2 separate regions of the Mus musculus genome follow, and region 1 is linked to region 2. Evidence: chromatin contacts called from ENCODE Hi-C or POLR2A ChIA-PET data. All regions are on one chromosome and are shown on one strand. Each heading gives the region's core, a stretch centred on a gene start or an enhancer-like site at or near the end of the contact. The rest is flanking DNA. Distances are from core to core; before and after follow the strand shown. Region 1 holds the start of Uap1 (UDP-N-acetylglucosamine pyrophosphorylase 1). Region 2 holds the start of 3110045C21Rik (RIKEN cDNA 3110045C21 gene).

What was found. Hi-C counts contacts between places; a loop is a spot of excess contacts on that map. ChIA-PET counts read pairs that join two places held with the same protein, here RNA polymerase II (POLR2A).
Region 1: a map of v-Abl transformed pro-B cells shows a loop between it and region 2 (2.1-fold over the local background). The contact joins the promoter of Uap1 here to the promoter of 3110045C21Rik in region 2. A Hi-C loop is called at or near these places in 2 of 37 maps with a recorded cell type or tissue (T-helper 2 cell and v-Abl transformed pro-B cells). POLR2A ChIA-PET finds 5 or more read pairs at or near these places in 3 of 5 experiments (Patski and embryonic stem cell).

What each region holds. Positions count from the first base shown.
Region 1 is chr1:170,171,782-170,176,300 of GRCm38, reverse strand. Uap1 (UDP-N-acetylglucosamine pyrophosphorylase 1) reads left to right here and starts at 1,337. Exons shown (of 11, transcript NM_001305045.1): 1 at 1,337-1,551.
Region 2 is chr1:169,966,893-169,971,359 of GRCm38, reverse strand. 3110045C21Rik (RIKEN cDNA 3110045C21 gene) reads right to left here and starts at 1,951. Exons shown (of 3, transcript NR_040438.1): 1 at 1,785-1,951; 2 at 558-910. Hsd17b7 (hydroxysteroid (17-beta) dehydrogenase 7) reads left to right here and starts at 2,155. Exons shown (of 9, transcript NM_010476.3): 1 at 2,155-2,262; 2 at 3,927-4,130. The coding sequence starts at 2,228.

The sequences.
Region 1 (4,519 bases), core at 88-2,587, 210 kb before region 2:
TATTGACTGCTGTAGCCGCCAATTTCTTTCTAAGAGAATGCTTCTACCCCAGGGACTTGCACACATAAAGAAGGTCAAGAGATTCTGGGCAACCCCATTGTGGGCAGGCTCTGAATTCTTCACTTAAGACTCGGTACTTTCCAAGCTGGAAGTATGAAAACTAGAGAACACACCCGTGTTGTTAGTCTTGCTCCAGGAAGGCACACCTACCACTATCAACAGCACTGTGGGTGCCATTTACAGCTTCTCAGGCGACGTGGCGTTCTGACAGGATTCCAGAGAGCATGCAAGGCTAAGGCCAAGCAAATACTGCTAATAATATATCATGTCCTTCCTTGATCCTGTTCCACCAAGCTGTTTATCCATCTAATCTCTCAAAGCCACAAAGGTGCCTTAACAGATGGGCAACTACGTTTTTATTTACAAATGATACCCCTTGTTAAATGATATTTCTAAATGACATAAATTGATAGTAAAGTCTGGATTAAAAATGAATACGCAAGAATGACTAAGAAAACACTGAAAATGTAAAATGAGGAAGCCTATCCACCTGATGGAAAACATCCTGATATGTTAAATTTAGTTGCTTTTGACATCTCAACAAATTGGACTCTCGTTTCAAAACCTGCAAAAACCCAACATAATAGCTCTAAATATAAATGCAACTTCATAACACTGAGATTATAGCCTGCACATGCACATCTGCTGCCTATGCTGTAACAGGACAGTTGAATTTTAGCTCTCCTCTCCTAGCTAAGTTCTTGCTCTCTGGGCCGGTTCTCCCTGACTGGCACATTTTGCATGGCCTCGGGTCATCTAATCCCTTTTGATTGCATTTCGTTCACTAGTCGCTGTGCAAAAGGCAACCCGGCTGTGTCGACACCCAAGAGACTCCGAAGACAATGGCAGAGGAAGCCCGGGTCACTGGCAAACAGGTATGTGGAGAATTAGAGACAAAATCAGCTAGCTTAAGGTCACAGGCCTGCCTTGGAGGGATCTCTGCCTAGAAACCGGCGGGTCTTTCCCAACCACACCCGTGGGCGTTCGGAAATCCGTCACTTGAAGACTCACTGCCAGCGCCGCGCTCCCTACCAGGCGCTCTGATCCGCCCCGGGTGACCGAGAGGACCCGCCCTGCAGTTTGTCCTTAAGGTGGCGCCTGGCCTCACCTCCCCGCGAAGCCGCGCGCGTAGCCGGCCCCGCCCCTGCTAGTGCGTGGGGGGCGGTACCACAGACTGACAGGATCCTTGGCCATCCTATTGGGCAAGAGTCTGAGTGACGTAAAGAGGCTCCTCCTTCCTGTCGCCGGTGCCCGCCCCTTTGGCTGTTCTCGGTCGCTGACGTGTCGGGCCGGCAGGCTTCCGCTCCGCCCCTGGGCCGCAGCCACTCACCGCGGCGGGAGGGGCCGGGTGGCCGGGGCCCGCGCTCCCCTCGGCCGCTGCTCGTGGCCCGCCCCGCCGCCCCGGCCCCTCGGATGACAGTATATATTCCAGGCGGGCGCGGGACACGGGCGAGTAGCCGAGCCGAAGGAGCCGCGGGATTGTCGAGGGAGGTAGGGACCCCCTTCACGCGCGCGCTCCCATGCCTAGCGCGGGGACCCGGCTACGCGTTGCCGCACCTTGCTCGGCGTCCGCTGCTCGGAGCTCCGGAGAGGCGTGGGCTGTGTCGCGGCGGGGCGGGGATGCGCGCGCGGAGGGTCTTGGGGGAGACCTGAGGGAGGAGGCTTGGGTGATGATGGAGTTCCCGGCGCTTGTCAGCGCTGTTTTTGAGTTGGGGGAAGAGGAGCCAGGAGGGTTTCAGGCTAGGGCCCGGGCATAGTTGTGCCACTTCTGGGGTTCACCGGTGGGAATAAGTGATCGCTGTTACTGTTGGGAAAGCGCGTTGGGGTGTTTTGAACCCACGAGGGTAAGAATTGATAGTTCCGACCAGGACAGTGGATCCCAATGGGGGATGTGACTAGCACAGGACCCGCTTGCCTTCGCTTGATACTGATAGTGAGAGAGGTTCAGATTTCAGGGTTTTCCCCTCAGTTGGACTGGAGGAACGGTGAGGCTGAGAGCACACATATGCTCTAGAAGATTTTTTAAAAGTTTGGTGTGAAGGCTGACTGGCCTTCATCGGCATACTATGAGATCTGATATCCGATGGTAATGATCATGCATTTATGAGAGGCACAAGTTTAAGGACTTGGAGGTGAAGTTCACTGGGCTTGGATCCAAGAGTTTGCAGCAAACCAAAAGCATTTATCCATTTCGTTATTAGTTGACTCACTTGGCTGAGGGAAAAGACTTCATAGTCTGTCCTGTTAGTTAGTGGTTAGGACTCAAGTCAGTCTCAGTACCATTCCTCCCCACCCCCACCCCAGCCCCTCCCCTCCCCTCTTTTTTCCTGTTTCGTTTGTTTGTTTGTTTGTTTCCGAGACAGGGTTTCTCTGTGTAGCTTTGGTTGTTGGAACTCACTCTGTAGACCTGGCTGGCCCAGAATTCAGAGATCCATTTACCTTAAAGATATGTACCGCCACTGCCTGGCTCCATGTGTCCCCCCCACCCCACCCCCACCCCCCAAAGCGATTTACTAACCCACCCTGAGGACATATAGCAGCAGAGGTGGGGGTGGAATTGGGAAATACTGGACGTCCTTAATGTGGCATTTAAATTCTAATAAAGGCATGTTTGATAATGGTTTGTTGGGTATGTTGATCCAGGTGTGTTAGGTTGTAGGCACACACCAAATTTAGTCATAATTTCTAGTGCAGACTTTTGTTCTTAGTATAAAAATCCACGTCTTTTTAATTCTCTTCTCTATTGCTGTATACCATTTGAATTTAGTTACACACACACAGCTCTCAAGAAAAATGAGTAGGAGATGCAGTACTATGGTTATCGCTGTGTCAGGTAAATATAACCGTATTTATTATGAATGTTACACAACACATAAATGGACAGATTTGATTTTGGTAATAAGATTTGTGGATTGCTGGTGTTCTGGGACCAGATATCAAAGTTTACAATGAGTTGTTTTATTTGCATGAGTATGTTTTTCTCCAAGCACCCAAAGTACTACCCAGTACTTACTGAATGAGCTAGCTAGCTAGGTTGCGCTCTCTCTCTCTTTCTCCTTTTTCTGAGACAGGGTTTCTCTGTGTAGCTCTGGCTGCCCTAAAACTCATTCTGTAGATCAATCAGGCCTCAAACTCAGAGATCCACCAGCCTCAGCCTCTGCCTCTGCCCAGACCACCCTGGCCGGGAACTCACAGAGATTTGTCTACCTCTTCAGTGCTGGGATTAGCGGAGTGAGCCTCCTCTGCCCAGCTTTGAATGACTTTTAAAGGAACAGTTCTACCTAATATTTACCATAGTATGTGTGCGTGTACTTTTAGTAGAAGAGGCCTCTTTGCTTTTTAATCTTCAGGATATATGAAAAAGGCCGGGTCGTCTTCATGAGGAAATACATACACCAGGGAAGTGAAATTATTTGCACAGTGTCAAATGATGGGCAGGGGACAACTGGAGCAAGGAACCACAAACTAGGGGGACTTCTTTGGTTGCATGTGTCCCTAGTGATCTGACTACAACATGCTTCCTCCAGTGCTCACAAAAACAGTGCTGAACATGAGACCCCGGGAATCATTCCTTGGAAAATAATACAAATCTACCTCTCCCTACTGTCTTATTTTTTGAGAATTTTGTACATGTTCTTATTAAATGCTTTTTTAAAAAGTGATATAACAAGCCTTTAATCCCAGCACTCGGGAGGCAGAGGCAGGTGGATTTCTGAGTTCGAGGCCAGCTTGGTCTACAAAGTGAGCTCCAGGACAGCTAGGGCTATAAAGAGAAACCCTGCCTCGAAAAACCAAAAAAAAAAAAAAAAAAAGAAAAAAGAAAAAAAAAAGTGATATAACTCTTGAAACCTAGATGTCAACTGAATTTTTTTTTTTCTTTTGGTTTTTTGAGACGGTTTCTCTGTGTAGCCCTGGCTGTCCTGGAACTCTCTCTGTAGATCAGGCTGGCATTGAACTCAGAGATGTGTCTGTCTTTGCCTCCTGAGTGCTGGGATTAAAGGCAAGCATCAGCACCACCCAGCTGAAATACCTTGTAACAGCCTAGAAAGTGTCCAAGCTCGGAGTCCTGGCTCCCTCACCTTTGGGTCCCCCTCTGGTTGGAGGAGTTCATTTCGACCGTGATTGATTTGTCCCCGTTGATTACCATGAGAGATTGATCACATAACCCTAGGGTTATGAACTAGTGCTTTGCTGTCTAGTCAGTAGTTTCTCTCTGGATGCTTGATACGTGGATGAAGTTGACCCAAAGTAAAGAATGGAGTCTCTAATCACCATGTGTTCCTAAATCTGTCCTGTCAACCTTTTCTTGACACTTGGTGAATGGTATCATGTTACCGTATTGGGCTGTTTCGATTGGACCTAAGCTTGGTTTGTGTCTTCATATGTATTCTTAAGAGTTAGCCAGATAAACACCCCCCCCCCCGCCTCCCCAAGGGGTGCTGCTTCTCACCGAGTTTCC
Region 2 (4,467 bases), core at 702-3,201:
AGTGACCACACATCTGTAAGTCCTTCTCTTCTAGAGTCCTTGGATCCTACACAGGGTAACACATGACCATTTACCACCAATGAACTGGGTAAAACTCTCAGTTAGTTTTGAGCCAGACTGAATGCATTTTTTTTTAAGGGAAGAGCATTGAAAAATATGAACATGAGAAACTACACAGCCCCAACTGGAAGTTATTCATTAGTCCCGTTTGCAAATTAGAGGCCGTCTATTCTGTGAATGTTTCTAAGAACCAAGAATAGAACTTTGTACTCAGAGCAAAAGATATGTCTCTCATCCTTACCTACTGTCCCCTAAAAGGAAAAGCGATCACGGTCTGACTTTAGGGTAGAGATGGATTTATTACAAGGAGCACAATTAATGTTGAGTTAACTACACCTGCTCAACTCATGCCAAGGCTTGCCAGTGATAGCTTCACTCACTGTGCACCAGACTGTTCTGGTACCCAACTGAAGAACCCCAGGACAACACAAACCCAAGATGAGTAGTTTGGAGTGAGGTAAAAACAAAACAAAACCAAACCAAAACCCAACACTCACCTATGAATTAAAAAATATTTTCATTGCTCGGGGTTGTGACTCTCTATGACAAATGACTTTAAAAATTAAACATTTTAGATTAATAGTCCAGTCCATCCCTTGTCGGTCACAGAGCCTTGGAAGCAGCAACTTGAGTAGAACAAAAGGAGGAAGAGTCCCAGTTTCCCTTACTGGGCTGGGCTGGAAGTGATAGAGGACTTTCTCTGAAGTCTTCTGGGTTTCATCTAACTCAGAGCTGGTCCCACTCCTGTTCTCATCTGAGGCTGTAGTAAGGCTGAACTCCTCTCGGACCCAGGCAGACTCCTGATGTTGCTTTCATGCACAGAGTTCATGCTAATAATTGCACAAGAGAACTTAAAAAAAAAAAAACAACTCAAAATAAACGTCATAATATGTTAATTAAGTTTACAGTTTTCTGGTGGGCCATTTTCATGCTACCCTAGGGTGCAGTGTGGACACACCTGTCTGCCACCCAACCCACCCACCAGGCTCTCCAATTTCTTTTTAAAAAGTGAGCTTTCTTTGGGAGAGCCACACAGTTTTCTCTGTTCTTTTGCTGCCACTTCTGAACTCCAGGGTTTAAAAAGGATCATTTGGGTATGGAATCTCAAGATCAGGGATTTTTTTTTTTTTCCACTTCAAGGCTTTAGAAAATTTGTTAAGTTACTGTCTTTTAAGAACAGTTGAAATGATCAACCAGTTTTCTTAAGTTTTAGCAGTTTGTTGGTATCATTAATCAAAACATATAGATTAAAGCCCAGAAAAGACGTTATCATTTAGGATCACGGCTATCCCTAGTAATTACAGCTCTGAAAGAGGAATAGTTTGTTCAATCATATGAGTATTAGTCCTTTCACTCAATATTAATCATCTGTAAGTAGCGAAAGCTGGGATAACGATTATAACAGCTGCGCAGGGTATTTTTATGCGAATTGAACTTAATAAAAAAAGGGAGTTTTAATGTATGCATTTGCCCCTCCCTGATTACCTAGTTCTGCTCCCTCCAAAGTACTCATCTGGGATGGCTTGGAGACAAAAAAAAAAAAAAAAAAAGAGCGAGCGAGCGAGAGAGAGAGAGAGAGAGAGAGAGAGAGGCAGAGAGAGTGAGAAAATAAAGCTCATTACAGCGACCTGAGAGGTCTGAAGGAGATGACAGTACGCATTCCTTTAGCGTTCTGAGATTCTCTGGTTTCATTCCACATTCAGAGCTTGAAATTGCTAACTTACTCGTGATTCGACATAAATACAATTCAATGAAATCCAGGTTCTCTTTCTTAAAGACCATGCTTTACACATCCTAAGAAGCAAACTTGGACTTGGGTTCCTGCACCGAAGCCTCTCCCAGCAGCCTTGTGAAACCTCCAGCTCTGCCGCCCGCTTGCTTCACTCAGAACAAAGCCCCCGCCGCAGACTGGGGGCGGCGACTGCCTGGATTGGCTATAGGACCCTTGTGTCACGTGGCTCCGCCCCTCGGCCTATCTCACCTCACCCGGTCTGGGCGTGGAGAGAAGATGCCGAGTCGCGATTGGCGGGCCTAACGCGCGGACCGGATGACGCAGGAGAGGTGGAGCCGGGCCGAGCCTTGATTGGTCGAGGTGCGCGTGGTCACGGATCAAGGTTCAGGCTAAGAGAACCCCGGTGCAGTTCTACTTCGGTGCAGGGCGTGGAAGATGCGGAAGGTGGTTTTGATCACCGGGGCGAGCAGGTGAGACCTCCTATGGAACCCCGGAGTCTATGCGGGGGGAAGCGCAGGTCGGTGATTCACTTCGATGGGGTCCGCAGAGACCCCGTTCCCTGGCTTTCCAAGAGGTGTGGTCATGCCTGCCTCGCTTGGTGCTCGGTGCTCGGTGGCTGGCGCTTTGAATTAAACATGACAGTGGAAAGGAAAGCTAAACCGCCAGTGACTGGTCAGCCTGGCAGTGATGCTGGACAGTTGTTCTCTAGGGACCGTCAGTCTCCGAGAGTAGTTAATTGTAGGTGCCCACAGTTCACTTTAAACCTAAACACTCGGGGTGTTTAAATGTCAGCATCCATGAACTTTAGGACAATGAGGAAATTTCACTCCTGCAGCATGTTTTCATATACTCTTTCCAGGAACCTACAGAACGACCAGTCTAGCAACTAAGGCTTATCCTGATGCAGATGCCAGCAAAGTTATTCCAGGCTTGCCCATTTGACCCTTGACCTACTTATCATTTGTTGATGAAGAATGTGTGGAGGATGGACCCAACCAACTCCCCTCCTACCCCCAATTGGTTACATTGCTATTTTTTGAGGAATTAATACAGGATTTGTTAAATGCCACTTAAGCCTGTTTCAGTGACCCAATCACATCTATATTAACTAAACCAGTGGAGGGGTCTGTCTTGGGCTTTTTGTTAGTGTGCGCTCTCCTTTAGGTCAGCTGGGTTTTGGCCGTTCTCGAGTGGAAAGTGCCTGTAGAAGTCAGACCTGAATTGGTGTGATTTTGATATACTGTGGTGTGTGCAACTTATACTAAAGTTGGTATTTAAAGTAAGGATGAATAGGCCGGTATCTGCTTGGTACTTTGCTGGCAGGGCCGCCAGATTCTGTGGATTCCAGACTCACTTTGGAGCTCCCTTTGCTGGCAGTCTGCATGAGAACTTACTGTTACCCAGAATGGCCTCGCTACCAGCAGTGGGCCCCATCTGCTGCGACCTTCATATCACTCTTTGTGACCCAGTGCATCTGAAGCCTCCTAGCTCTGCTCTTTCCTGCTTCTTTGTCTTCGGCTCTATCTGCTTGCTGATTCTGCTTTCTGTCTACTTGTATTGAGGGCTTTTTTTTTTTTTAAACTCTTGGCTATTCTGCTGTGACTTAGTAGTTGACAGGGATTTAACTTCAAGCTGTGCTACTGTGTATTCTCCTGAAAACAAAACAAAACAAAGCAAAAAAAAAACCCCAAAAAACAAAAACCCAAACCAAAACCTCACCGGTTGGTTCACTTACTGCGATTTACAGTTTTCCTAATAGCAACAGTACCAAGAAGTGGTGAGAACCCTTGCCTTTGCGGGACCAAGGCACCACAAGAAAATGGGGACACGGTAAACAACTAATACGGCCCCCCTTAAAGTATTTGCTAGAGATATATTAAATCACACCCTAACAGGTGCTCCAACCCTCACTCACTGTGTCATTGAACCATATTAGAGGGGAACAACTGGATGTTGCTTATCAACATGGCTAATCGGGAGATTCCTTCTTCACATAATGTTTGGGTATTTTCTATCTGCTTGGATTTCTCATTGGAGCTCATATTGACACTGTCAAGTTTCTGAACCAGAGAGAACTGCCTTCATTTAACACCATTTCAATGAGCTCATGCTTGTGCCTGAATTCTCCCTTCAGTGGCATTGGGCTAGCCCTTTGCGGTCGACTGCTGGCAGAAGACGATGACCTCCACCTGTGTTTGGCGTGTAGGAACCTGAGCAAAGCAAGAGCTGTTCGAGATACCCTGCTGGCCTCTCACCCCTCCGCCGAAGTCAGCATCGTGCAGATGGATGTCAGCAGCCTGCAGTCGGTGGTCCGGGGTGCAGAGGAAGTCAAGCAAAAGTATGTCTCTTTGTCATAGATTGCTGTCTGTCATAAAATTAATCAAATGAGAAAGGGCAGGAAAACATTCAAAGGTAATGGGCATAGCTTAAAAGGACTCTTCTTTCCTGTGTGGTAGTATAGCATGGCATTTAATCAAACTGGACAGGTCAGGGAAACATGGGAAGGTAATGGATATAGTATATATAGAACAAGTTGTGCTGAGGGAGTCTGACATAGTGATGACATTCGAGCCCTGAGAACTTGGATTTACCCTTTCCAGTTGGCAAAAGAACTGTTGTGTCGGACACTAGATCTGTATTCTGCTGTATTCTCCGTCCTGTTAGAACGCATTCAA